Regions from separate parts of the Homo sapiens genome. Here region 1 is linked to region 2. The links are chromatin contacts, found by Hi-C or POLR2A ChIA-PET in ENCODE. All regions are on one chromosome and are shown on one strand. The core of a region is the stretch at or near the end of the contact, and the rest is flanking DNA. Distances in the headings are between cores, read along the strand shown.

Region 1 (6,578 bases), core at 2,963-5,462, 430 kb after region 2:
AGCCAGGATTACAGGCGCCTGCCACCACACCCGGCTAATTTTTGTATTTTTAATAGAGACGGGGTTTCACCTTGTTGGCCAGGCTGGTCTCGAACTCCTGACCTCTTAATCCGCCCGACTCAGCCTCCTAAACTGCTGGGATTACAGGCACAAGCCACCACACCTGGCATTAGAGATCCTGTCTTACAAAAAAAAAAAAAAGTACTGGGGGCGGTGGCTCATGCCTATAATCCCAGCATTTTGGGATGCCAAGGTGGGTGGATCACTTGAGGTCAGGAGTTCGAGACCAGCCTGGCCAACATGGTGAAACCCTGTCTCTACTAAAAATACAAAAATTAGCCGGGCATGGTGGTGGGTGCCTGTAATTCCAGCTACTTAGGAGACTGAGGCAGGAGAACTGCTTGAATCTGGGAGATGGAGTGTCTTGCAGTGAGCCGAGATTGCACCACTGCACTCCAGCCTGGGCAACAGAAGGAGACTCCATCTCAAAAAAAAAAAGGTCTGAAGTAGATAGTGGCAATGGGTATACAACATTATGAATGTACTTAATGCTACTGACATACGCTTAAAAATGGTTAAATGGTAAGTTTTGTTTTTTAAAATCACAATTTAAAAAAATTACTTTAAAGAAAGAAGTGGCTGAACCCTAGATCCCTTCCTCAACTCAACCCGGATGGTGCTGCCCTTCTCCCACACCAGCAGATGATAGATAATAGAGTGTCTCTAGACTGGGGAGCACCAGGCAGTTAGGAGTCAGATTATCATCCGAAAAGCAGAATGATTACAGAGAAGTTTATATACTGAATATGTAGGCACTGCTCTTCTTCTCTAGGAAGGATCTAGAATGCCAGCAGCCAGAGTATACCTGCAGGCAGGAGATTGGCAGACACCTCAAGAGAAAATAATAAACACATTGACATTGACATTGAGCAGAGTGGAGAAGGAGGTTCTAAAGGAAATGACCACTCACTATGACACTGAAACTGTGCACAAGCCCCACTCAATGCCTACTACTGCCAATCAGTTTTCTAGGGCCTGACTCTTCTATATAAGGAGAAAACCAATAATCAGCAGATATTAGAGAAATAAAGGTAACACGGTAAGCAGAGATGAAAACAACAATAACAAATCAGAGGAAATGTACATTCTGCATTAATATTCTCAGAGATATTAGAGAAGACATTACATCCATAAAGCAAGAACAGCATGCCTCAGGAATAAAAGGGGGAAAAAAATTCCAGAGAGCAATGTTAAAGCCTTGAAAAACGAAACATATGATAGCAGAAGTGAGAAACTCAATATAAGGGTTGGAAATAGAGTTGAAGAAATCTCCAGGAAGTAGAGCAAAATGACAGTAATGGAAAGTGTAAAGTGAAAGGGACCGGGTGCCGTGCTCACGCCTGTAATCCCAGCACTTTGGGAGGCCAAGGTGGGAGGATTACTTGAGGTCAGGAGTTCGAGACCAGCCTGGCCAACATGGTGAAACCCCGTCTCTACTAAAAATACAAAAATTAGTTAGATGTGGTGGTGCACATCTGTAATCCCAGCTACTCAGGAGGCTGAGGTGGGAGAATCACTTGAACGCGGGAGGTGGAGGTCGCAGTGAGCCCAGATCGCGCCACTGCACTCCAGCCTGGGTGACAGAGCGAGACTCCATCTCAAAAGAAAAAAAAAAAGAGACAGAGAGAGAGAATTTCCCATAATTGAGGTACTATGTGTGTTTCCAGATTGAAACGGCCTGTCCCAGGGTGGCTAGCTGTCACAGAGCAAAGGGTCTCAAACCTTTTGGTCTCATGACGTCTTTTCACTCTTCAGTATTTTTGAGGATTCTAAAGAATTTTGTTCATGTTGGTTATATCTATTATGAAAGGAAAATAAAATCTTGGGACCCCAAACTCATTATGTCAAAGGGAAAGTTAAGCTTGGGAACCACAAAAACTGCCTTCCTTTCCCAAACGGACAGCTGTAATTTCACAGGCTTAGTTATGTAAAATGTAGATCTACTAAGCCCGAGACAATGCATAGTTGACTCCCCCGACCCCTTTTCACATATAAAATGTAGAGTCACTGAGCTGCTAATCACAGCCTCACAACAATGTCACCACTTGCCGCCCTGCCTACCCTCCTGCCCGCTTTTTTCCCCTTTCCTCCCTCCCCTCCTGCTGCCTCTTTCCTCTTTGGAAAAAGCACAGGACACAGATCGTACTGTGACTTGTGTCTCTTTTTCCCCGGGCGTGTCCTCAACCTTGGCAAGATAAACCTCTAAATTGATTGAGATGCCTCAGTCACTTTTTGGTTCACACCATTAATATTTACCATGTGAGAAATTAAAACAGAGAAAATGTTTACATGTTTATTAATTTATTTAAAATGATATCATGAAACCATTACATGTTAACACAACTTTTTTTTTTTTTGAGAAGGTGAAGGTGTCTTGCTCTGTTGCCCAGGCTGGAGTGCAGTGGTGCGATCTTGGCTCACTGCAACCTGCCCCTCCCAGGTGCAAGCAATTCTTCTGCTTCAGCCTCTCAAGTAGCTGGGATTATAGGCGCATGCCACCAAGCCCAGTTATTTTTTTTTTTTTTTTTTGAGACGGAGTCTTGCTGTCGCCCAGGCTGGAGTGCAGTGGCGCGATCTCTGCTCACTGCAGGCTCTGCCCGCTGGGTTCACGCCATTCTCCTGCCTCAGCCTCCTGAGCAGCTGGGACTACAGGCGCCCGCCACCTCGCCCAGCTAATTTTTTGTATTTTTAGTAGAGATGGGGTTTCACCATGTTAGCCAGGATGGTCTCGATCTCCTGACCTCATGATCCGCCCGCCTTGGCCTCCCAAAGTGCTGGGATTACAGGCGTGAGCCACCGCGCTCAGCCAGCCCAGCTAATTTTTATATTGTTAGTAGAGATGGGGTTTCATTATGTTGGTCAGGCTGGTCTCGAACTCCTGATCTCAAGTGATCCTCCCACCTCAGTCTCCCAGCGTTGAGATTACAGGCATGAGCCACTGTGCCCAGCCAACACAACATACTTTTAATGAAAAATAACTACATTTTTCCAAACCAAAAAGAAAGTGAAAACAGTGGTATTGTTTTGTATTTTTTGCAAATCTCTTCAATGTCTGGTTTAATATTCTGGTTTAATTCCCATATCTGCTTCTATACTCAACCTGTTTCAACATCACATGTCACAAACAGCCAGGCGCAGTGGCTCACACCTATAATCCCAGCACTTTGGGAGGTGAAGGCGGGAGGATCACTTGAGGCCAGGAGTTGGAAGACCAGTCTGGGCAACATAGCAAGACCCCTCTGTCAGTATAAAAAACAAAATAAAAAAACACATGTCATGTAGCCTCTGGAAAATCCCACTGTACACTCATGAAAGACAAATAATATCTTTTTTTTTTTTTTTGAGACAGTGTCTTGCTCCATCACCCAGGCTGGAGTGCAGTGGTGAGATTTCAGCTCACTGCAATCTCTGCCTCCCGGATTCAAGCAATTCTCCTGCCTCAGCCTCCTCCTGAGTAGCTGGGATTACAGGCATGCATCACCACACCCAGGTAATTTTTGTATTTTTAGTAGAGACTGGGTTTCACCATGTTGGCCAGGCTGGTCTGAAACTCCTGACCTCATTATCCATTTGCCTTGGCCTCCCAAAGTGCTGAGATTATAGGCGTGAGCCACCGTGCCCAGCTGACAAATAACATCTTAATATTACCGTGAACCTAGTGTAGACTTTATGGATACTTCAAAAGGACCGCACTTTGGAAACCACAGAGTTAAACAATATCAAGTCTCATTGGCTTCATGCAATAAAAATGTACTCCAATGAAGACTGGCCAGCTTCCCATGGAGAGCTGGCTTTTTCCATCATGCTGTAAATTATACCATCTGGAATGCGTGGTTTCCAAGTTTACTGAGAGAGAGAAGGGGGCTGGTGAATCAGGTGGGATGCTTTTAAGGGTAGGGCCTGAGCCAGGCACACTGGCTCATGCCTATATGACATCAGCTATTAGGGAGGCTGAGGTGGGAGGATTGTTTGAGCACAGGAGGTTGAGGCTGCAGTGAGTCATGATCACAGCACTGCACTCCAGCCTGGGTGACAGAACAAGACTCAGACCTTTAAATAAAAAAAAGACTAGGGCCTAGAGGTGGGGCATGTCACTGGAAATGTCATCTTCCTGTGTGTCCAGGAAGAGAATTGGGTGTGGTGAACACTTAGCATCTGCTCCACCCCTGGGGTGATCGTGGCGCTCACATGATCCTGTGACCGGAAGCCTCCACAGGGTCACTTCATGAACATTTCTCATGTTTCTGCAGCATTTTCAAACAGTTGCCCTGTTAGTGACAGCAGTTATAACAGGTGACTTTGACTTCGAGCATTTGTCCCATTCAAATTAATTTTTCTATTTTAATTATAAAAGTAATACATGTTCACACACACAAAGCATCATTTCAATGATCAGAAGGACAAAAGAGAAAGATAAACATTACACCCCATGGAACCTCCTTGAACTGTGTCACCACCCGCGAGAAGCATAGTGAATTCTCTCAAAAAGTTTCTTTGCATCTCTAAGCTTACATCTACATCTATTTTTTGGAATGCAGTTGGGGTCATATTATGCATACTGTTCTATAAATCCGGAAGGAGGGGCATTAAGTAGACAAGATGATATGCAGAAGCAGATGGAAGGTAGAAAAACTCCTCTGCATGAATTCAGGGCTCCCTCTGGCTGAAAGAAGAAAAAGAAGAGCGTGGCTGGGGATGTGGCCGTAGAGCAATGACAGTCAGGCCTAGCCTCCCAGCAGCACGCAGGAGAGGCAGCCAGACCCCCAGATGGACTGCCCAGTCCTCACAGGCAGATAGGGTGTGGACAGCCTCACAAAAATGCCTGGGTCCCCAGCACTGCAGAGTCTTCAGCAAGTTGCTGGGCCTAGAGTCGTGACGACTAGGCATGGTGGCCTTCTCAGTGGTCATCTGTGAGGACACATAACCATGGACTAATTCCCCTCCTACCCTCTGCGTGGCATAACCCTGAACAGAGAACAAACACAAGAACAAACCTAGTGCCAGGAGTGGAACCCTGCCTGTTTTTGTATAACCCACAAGTCAAGAATGGTTCCTTCCTTCCTTCCTTCCTTCCTTTCTTCCTTCCTTCCTTCCTTCCTTCTCTTTCTTTCTTTTCTTTCTTTCAGAGGGTGTCTTGTTCTGTCGCCCAGGCTGGAGTGCAGTGGTGTGATCTTGGCTCACTGCAACCTCCGCCTCCTGGGTTCAAGCGATTCTCCTGCCTCAGTCTCCCAAGTAGCTGGGATTACAGGCATCTGCCACCACACCTGGCTAATTTTTGTATTTTAGTAGAGACAGGGTTTCACTATGTAGGTCAAGCTGGTCTTGAACTCCTGACCTCAAATGATCCATCCGCCTCGGTCTCCCAAAGTGCTGGGATTACAGGCGTGAGCCACTGTGCCCGGCCTTATTGATTGATTGATTGAGACAGGGTTTCATTCTGTCATGCAGGCTGAGTGCAGTAGTGGGATCACAGCTCACTGCAGCCTCAACCTCCTGGGCTCAAGGGATCCTCCAGCCTCAGCCTCCCAAGGATTTTTTTTTTTTTTTGAGTCGGAGTCTTGCACTCTCGCCCAGGCTGGAGTGCAGTGGCGCAATCTGGGCTCACTGCAAGCTCCGGCTCCAGGGTTCAAGCCATTCTCCTGCCTCAGCCTCCTGAGCAGCTGGGACTATAGGCGCCCGCTACCATGCCCGGCTAATTTTTTGTATTTTTAGTAGAGACAGGGTTTCACTGTGTTAGCCAGGATGGTCTCAATCTCTTGATCTTGCGATCCGCCTGCTCGGCCTCCCAAAGTACTGGGATTACAGTCATGAGCCACCATGCCTGGCATTTTTTTTTTTAAACCAACTAAGAAGCACTGAAGTTTTTCTAAAGTTTTTACATTTCTCTCCTTCTCCCTCCATCTCTCTTTTTCTCTCTCTCTCTCTCTTTTTCCAAGATATGGTCTCCCTCTGTTGTCCAGGCTGGAGTGCAGTGAGCTCCTGGCCTCAAATGATCCTCCTGCCTCAGCCTCCCAAAGGGTAGGGACTACAGGTGCGCACCACCACACTCAGCTAATTTAAAATTTTTTTTGTAGAGATAGGGTCTCCTGATGTTGCCCAGGCTGCGTCTCCAACTCCTGGGTTTAAGTCATCTTCTTGCCTTGGCCTCCCAAAGGGCCAGGATTACAGGCGTGAACCACAATGAAAAAAAATCGAATGGAGGCTATTTTGTGACACATTAAAGTTATCTAAAATTCTAATTTCAGTGTGCAGACATGGAGTTTTATTGAAATGTAGCCTGGTTCATCTGTTACATGGTGCCTGTGTCTGCTTTTGGGTTCCAACAGCAGAGTCGAGTTGTTGGAACAGAGATCGTAAGTGGTGCTCTCGTCACTTTTCTTTGCTGCTCAGTGCACTATAAATTGCAGTTTTGGGCCGGGTGTCGTGGCTCATGCCTGTAATCCCAGCACTTTGGGAGGCCGAAGCAGATGGATCACCTGAGGTCAGGAGTTTGAGACCAGCCTGGCCAGCATGGTGAA
Region 2 (6,458 bases), core at 39-2,538:
CCAAAAAAAAAAAAAAAAAAAACCGTAAAATAGGCCAGGCACAGTGGTTCATGGTTATAAGCCTAGCACTTTGGAAGGCTGAGGAGGGTGGATCGCCTGAGCTCAGGAGTTCAAGACCAGCCTGGGCAACACGGTGAAACCCCATCTCTACCAAAAAAAAAAAAAAAAAAAAAAATTAGCCAGGCATGGTGGTGTGTGCCTGTGGTCCCAGCTACTCAGGAGGCTGAGGTGGAAGAGTGCTTGTGCCTGGGAGGCAGAGGTTCCAGTGAACCGAGATCACACCATTGTACTCCAGCCTGGGCAACAGAGTAAGACCCCATCTCAAAAAAAAAAAAAAAAAATTAAGATAAACCCTTTGGCAGCTGCGTGCTGCTCTTAGCCTCAAACCCAAGTCTTTTTTTTCCCCCTTTGAGACGGGGTCTATTGCCCAGGCTGGAGTGCAATGGTATGATCCATACTCACTGCAGCCCCGAACTCCTGGGCTTCCAAAGTGCTGGGATTACAGGTGTGAGCCACCAGGCCCAGACTGCTGAAGGGTTTAAACCAGAGAAAGAATGTGACCAGATTTCCAATTTAGAAAGACCCGCTCTCTGCAGGGTAAGGAGTAGCCTGGGGGTCGGGGGGCGGGGGGCAAGAATTGCAAGGTAACCAGGGAGGCCAGTGCAATGTCCAGGTGGGAGAGGATGCTAGCTGAGACTAGAAGTGCTAGGAAAAGGATGTGTGCAGACAAGAGGTCACTGGGGAGGTGAAATAACAAGGCTTGGCCATGAGTGGAACCCAACACCCATGGTGCCCTCTTGAGAGAGGGAAGATGGCACCTGAGATGGAAGATGGAAAGACCAGGGTCCCTGTGACTGAGGACTGAGCCTCTGTTTGAGGTTTTTGCAGAGGAGTAAAGGCAACAAAAGAGGCAAGAGTTGGAAGAAAGGTGACAAGGAACAAAAGTCAGCTATGCCTGATGCTACTGGGTGGCCAGCAACAATGCTGACTTGGCCAAGGCTCTGAGAGCTTTACTATGCTGGGACTGGAGGTCAGAGTTGAGGCTAGGGTAAGAGCAAGGGGCTCAGATGGAGGGGGAGGAGGACCTGAACAAGTCCAGAAGGGAAGAGATTTGTCCCTCTATCCAACAGAGTACCCAGTGAGCAGCACAGAGGGCACAGCAAGGGACATCACCCGGTTCCCCAAATGCTCAGAGCCACAAGTGAAGCCAAAAGTGAAAGACAAGATGCAGAAAACCGCCACGGGCCTTTGAGGAAGGGTAAAGGCGAAAGCGAAAGCAGGAAGTACAGACGTGAAGCCTAGCAGAGGACTTTTTAGCTGCTCACTGGCCCCGCTTGTCTGGCCGACTCATCCGCCCGCGACCCCTAATCCCCTCTGCCTGCCCCAAGATGCTGAAGCCAGCCCTGGAGCCCCGAGGGGGCTTCTCCTTCGAGAACTGCCAAAGGTGAAGCGGGGGCGCGGGGGGCGGTCACTCCTGAGCCGCCTCTGCTTGCTCGTGGCCTTTTTTCCTGGCTGGGGGTGGGGGAGGGTGTGTTGGTCGACTTGGGTTCCAGGCTTACCCCGGAAGATGAGGGAGACGGGGACCAGGTTAGGGGAAGCAACAGGGGTCTTGAAAGCAGAGCCGAAACATGGGCGCCCTCCTCCGTTTCCAGAAATGCATCATTGGAACGCGTCCTCCCGGGGCTCAAGGTCCCTCACGCACGCAAGACCGGGACCACCATCGCGGGCCTGGTGTTCCAAGTGAGCAGCGGGGAGGGACGGGGAGCTGGAGGGGAGCCGAGAGTATCGAGCAGGCACTGAAGCTGCGGTCCCTCCCTCTCCTCAGGACGGGGTCATTCTGGGCGCCGATACGCGAGCCACTAACGATTCGGTCGTGGCGGACAAGAGCTGCGAGAAGATCCACTTCATCGCCCCCAAAATCTAGTGAGACTCCCGAGCCCAGTTCCCGTACGCAAAAAAGAACGGCCCCCTCGTTCCCACTCCGGTCCCCGCACGTCCCAGCCCTGCCCACACCGATCCTCCCTTTTGCCTCAGCTGCTGTGGGGCTGGAGTAGCCGCGGACGCCGAGATGACCACACGGATGGTGGCGTCCAAGATGGAGCTACACGCGTTATCTACGGGCCGCGAGCCCCGCGTGGCCACGGTCACTCGCATCCTGCGCCAGACGCTCTTCAGGTGCGGGGGCAGGGCTAACAGGACCCCGGCAGGGGTAGTTACGGGGTTGGGGCCATTGGAAGGCGGGACAGAAAGAAGGGCGGGACCGCGACGGGCCAGGTGACCGGAAGAGGCCGGCCCAAGAGAACCTGGGCTACAGGAAAAGGCGATGTCAGTCATCGGGCGCCAGCCCACAGGAAGGGGCGGGGATAGCACCTAGGAGCTGGGCATAGAGAGGTGGGGCCTAGGCCCCAGCTTGTGGCCGACCCCGCCCATCCTCGAGCAGGTACCAGGGCCACGTGGGTGCATCGCTGATCGTGGGCGGCGTAGACCTGACTGGACCGCAGCTCTACGGTGTGCATCCCCATGGCTCCTACAGCCGTCTGCCCTTCACAGCCCTGGGTGAGCGCTTCTGTCCCTTCTCCTCGAACTCTGCCCCTGTGACCTTGGCCTCACTCCAAACGGCGTCGCAGCGGTTGACTTCAGATGCTTCTCCTGCCTTCAGGCTCTGGTCAGGACGCGGCCCTGGCGGTGCTAGAAGACCGGTTCCAGCCGAACATGACGGTGAGCGGCCTCTGTCCCCGACTTTGTGGTCGCTGGTGGGATGTGCACCCGGGAGCTGGGGGAGCACAGGACCCTGGCCCAGTGCGGGTGGCTAAGGCTTGTCGGAGGAGGTGACCACTGAAGGGTGAGTGGAGTAAGGGCAGAGAAGTGCGGTCCCGACATAACACCGTCCAATACCAAAGCCTGCACGGCTGGGAGAAGTCGAAGCTCACAGAGGATCTTTAGGAGCCGAGGGCGGAGAGAAGGACCAGTAGGGTCCTACTTATATCAACGTCTGGAGCCTAGATTTTGTTTGGGGTGGGATGGAAGCAGGTGATGTTGCCTCAGAGGTGGCTAAGGCTCAGAGGGAGAAACACAGTGGGGGTTTGGAGGGCAAGACCAGATTGGGTAAGTGGACAGGCAAGTCCCCAGGCTGTAGCCTAAGTTAACAGCAGAGAGAGCCCGTTAGGTCTCACACACCCATCACCGCAGCTGGAGGCTGCTCAGGGGCTGCTGGTGGAAGCCGTCACCGCCGGGATCTTGGGTGACCTGGGCTCCGGGGGCAATGTGGACGCATGTGTGATCACAAAGACTGGCGCCAAGCTGCTGCGGACACTGAGCTCACCCACAGAGCCCGTGAAGAGGTGAGAGCTGGAGATCGGGGACCACAGGGATGTGTGGGGCTATAGCAGGGGAGATAGGGGGCTGCAAAAAGGGGATGGGCCACATGACAGGCCCATGTTCAGAGGCTGTCCCTCCTCCCTCCCAGGTCTGGCCGCTACCACTTTGTGCCTGGAACCACAGCTGTCCTGACCCAGACAGTGAAGCCACTAACCCTGGAGCTAGTGGAGGAAACTGTGCAGGCTATGGAGGTGGAGTAAGCTGAGGCTTAGAGCTTGGAACAAGGGGGAATAAACCCAGAAAATACAGTTAAACAGATGGCTGTGTCATTCTTGAGTGGAATGGGGTGGGCAGGCAGCCAGCAGGGCTCTGTAGCTAAGGCGTCCCTGCAGGGGCCATTACCTACCATAGCTCTAGTGTCTGGCCTAAGAGATGCCCTTCACCCATAACCTCAGGCACCTACAACTCCAGAACCCCAGCCCTGGCCAGCATTGCAGGCTTGGTCTCCACCCAAACCTTCCTTCTGACTCCACACTTGAAGGCTCCCCCACCACTCCACTGTCTTGCTCTTGCCCTCTAGTCCACTGGAGACTTGTAAATTATGAAATACCCCATGTACTACCCCCTCCTAGAGACTTTCCATGGCTCCTCAGTGGCCCAGGACAAAGCTCATACCTTTCAATCAGGCCCCCACAGGCCCCACTGAGGGCTAAAGTGCTGACAAGAGGAGCCGCTCCCTGACTCCAAGGCAAGTTCTCACCAAGCACTCCTCAACCTCGCAACATCTTTACCTGTGACACCCCTTAGATGACGAGGCATGCCTGCACTGCTCACGTGAAGCTCGTCTTCTGTCTGCACATGCTGGGCTTGTGACTCCAAGTTTTCCAGGCTAATAAGGGTCACAGGACTCACATGGGGAGAGATGACACGTTTCTCCAACAAACCTTTGCTGGGCCCCTGCTGAGTCTCAGGCCTGGCTGCTGGGTGCCAGCAAGAGCATCCTGTCCTCAGCGAGAACGGCTGAACTCCGCTGGAGCTTCAGAAATGTCAGGGAGAGTCTACCCAGGGCCCAGGGAGGGTCTATGCCGGGCTGCACATCCCCAGGCCGCTGAGTGTGCTCCCTGCACCCCAACATTCTATTAATGAACATTTGTAAATGTAACAGAAAAGTAGAAAGAGTTGTATATTGAATACCCTTATACTGTCAGGTCACCACAGACCTGACAGTATTTTGTTATATTTGTTTTATCATCTATTCATCCCTCTATCCATTAATTCATCGCTCCTTTTTTTTTTTTTTTTTTTTTTTTTGAGACGGCGTCTCGCTCTGTCACCCAGGCTCTGGAGTGCAAATATTTTGTTATATTTGTTTTATCATCTATTCATCCCTCTATCCATTAATTCATCGCTCCTTTTTTTTTTTTTTTTTTTTGAGACGGAGTCTCGCTCTGTCACCCAGGCTCTGGAGTGCAGTGGCGCAATCTCAGCTCACTGGAAGCTCCGCCTCCCAGGTTCACGCCATTCTCCTGCCTCAGCCTCCCGAGTAGCTGGGACTACAGGTGCCCGCCACCACGCCCGGCTAATTTTTTTTTTTTTTGTATTTTTAGTAGAGACGAGGTTTCTACTGAACCTGTTAGCCAGGATGGTCTTGATCTCCTGACCTCATGATCCGCCCGCGTCGGCCTCCCAAAGTGCTGGGATTACAGGCGTGAGCCACCGTGCCCAGCCAATTCATCTCATTTTTTGGCTGATGCTGTTTCTTTGAGATGGGGTCTAGCTCCATCGCCCAGGCCGGAATGCAGTGGTGCACTCATGGCTCACTGCAGCCTTGAACTTAAGGGCTCAAGTGATCCCTCCTGCCTCAGCCTTCTGAGTTGCTGGGACTACAGGTGTGTACCATCATACCCAGCTCATTTCTTAATTTAAAAAAATTTTTTTTGTAGAGACAGGGTTTCATGATGTTGCTCAGGCTGGTCTCGAACTCCTGGAATCAAGCCTCCTACGTCTGCCTCCCAAAGTTTTGGGATTACAGGTGTGAGCCACCACACCCAGCCCTGATCTGTTCTTGAATCAGTTAAAGCCCTCACACTCCCAGAAGGCCGCCAGCCAATGCACCTGTTGGAACTTTGCACACAGGGTGTCTTCTCCCTTCAAGCTTGGTCTGCAGCTCAGTAACAAATGGGCTACAGACACCAGGGGCTTGCCCATGGGAGCCCCAAGGCCTAAAGAGGGTGGCAGAGATTTGATGTCTGTCACTCTCCACCTGCAGCCTCAGTCCACGGTCGGCCAGGCACCAAGAGCTCACACTTTGCCCTCCTAAATGCCAGGCCCTTCATAAGTATCATCTCATTGTTAAGAGCGGAGGCTTCAGCGCCAGACAAATGCGAGTTTGTGTACAACTCAACCACGTGCTGGTGGGAGAGTCACCATCTCTGAGCAGACCTGTGACTCCTGTTCCAAATGGACGAGGAACCACTGCGATGATGTGTTAGGACTCCCAGCCTGCCAGAACCTCACAGCCCCTGGCCCTTCACAGCAAAGTTGACCGCAGTGAGCATTCCATCCACCAGTCAGAACACCCTGGACGCTGAGCGGCCTTCTCTGAAAGCCTGGTGCCTTTGTTAGCCCTGGGTGACTCCTGTGATCCCAGCCACCAGGTTGTCACTATAGACCTAATTTAACCATCTGTCCTCAGTACCGAGGGCTCAACATTTGGAATGGGAGGTGGTTCTGGGAGCCAATTAGAGGCCAGGCTTTGGGAGGTGGCAGAGGTGAGTCTCACACCTGGGCTCTGTCTGATAAGTCTAGGTCTCGGTCAGGGGACCTTGGCCTAAAGGGCCTGTCTTGCCTGGAGCGTGGGAGGGGGCTGAGTCTACACAGCTGGCCTGGCCTCAGGCCTGGAGCTTTAGCTCAAGGACGAGAAGACCCATAAAGCCAGACCCAGCTCCCAACCTCACATCTGCCACGATGTTGCTGCTCAGCCTGACCCTAAGCCTGGTTCTCCTCGGCTCCTCCTGGGGTGAGTGGGCCAGGACCAGCCCTGATTCAGCCCTGGGAGCAACTCAGCTCCCAGCAACAGCCCAGGGAAGGAGCTAGGCTGGCTGGAAGGGACGAAGGTGGACAGAGTGGGCAAAAGAAAC

The links. A loop is a pair of places that touch in the nucleus more often than their neighbours do. ChIA-PET counts read pairs that join two places held with the same protein, here RNA polymerase II (POLR2A). Pooled maps may share reads with other maps.
Region 1: a loop to region 2 is called in a pooled map, with 5 times the contacts of the local background. The contact joins the enhancer-like site here to the promoter of PSMB10 in region 2. A Hi-C loop is called at or near these places in 2 of 168 maps with a recorded cell type or tissue (B cell and Ramos) and 8 of 50 pooled maps. POLR2A ChIA-PET finds 5 or more read pairs at or near these places in 4 of 52 experiments (CD4-positive, alpha-beta T cell, H1, PC-9 and 1 more).

What each region holds. Positions count from the first base shown.
Region 1 is chr16:67,502,170-67,508,747 of GRCh38, reverse strand. ATP6V0D1-DT (ATP6V0D1 divergent transcript) reads right to left here. Exons shown (of 4, transcript NR_184227.1): 4 at 2,345-4,723. Among named protein-coding and RNA genes, the nearest start is that of AGRP, 22 kb to the right of the region's middle. RefSeq lists an enhancer at 3,911-4,020. Within about 2 kb of position 4,212, at least 13 of the 41 ENCODE cell types and tissues checked have a DNase peak (open chromatin) inside an H3K27ac peak, as active enhancers do; they include B cell and CD4-positive, alpha-beta T cell, where a contact is called at or near this core.
Region 2 is chr16:67,931,680-67,938,137 of GRCh38, reverse strand. It overlaps PSMB10 (proteasome 20S subunit beta 10), which reads left to right and starts at 1,288. Exons shown (of 8, transcript NM_002801.4): 1 at 1,288-1,444; 2 at 1,653-1,740; 3 at 1,826-1,923; 4 at 2,035-2,175; 5 at 2,441-2,556; 6 at 2,660-2,718; 7 at 3,190-3,341; 8 at 3,467-3,632. The coding sequence starts at 1,389. The coding sequence ends at 3,578. CTRL (chymotrypsin like) reads left to right here and starts at 6,276. Exons shown (of 7, transcript NM_001907.3): 1 at 6,276-6,337. The coding sequence starts at 6,286. RefSeq lists enhancers at 1,109-1,358, 1,609-1,888, 2,179-2,368, 2,519-2,718.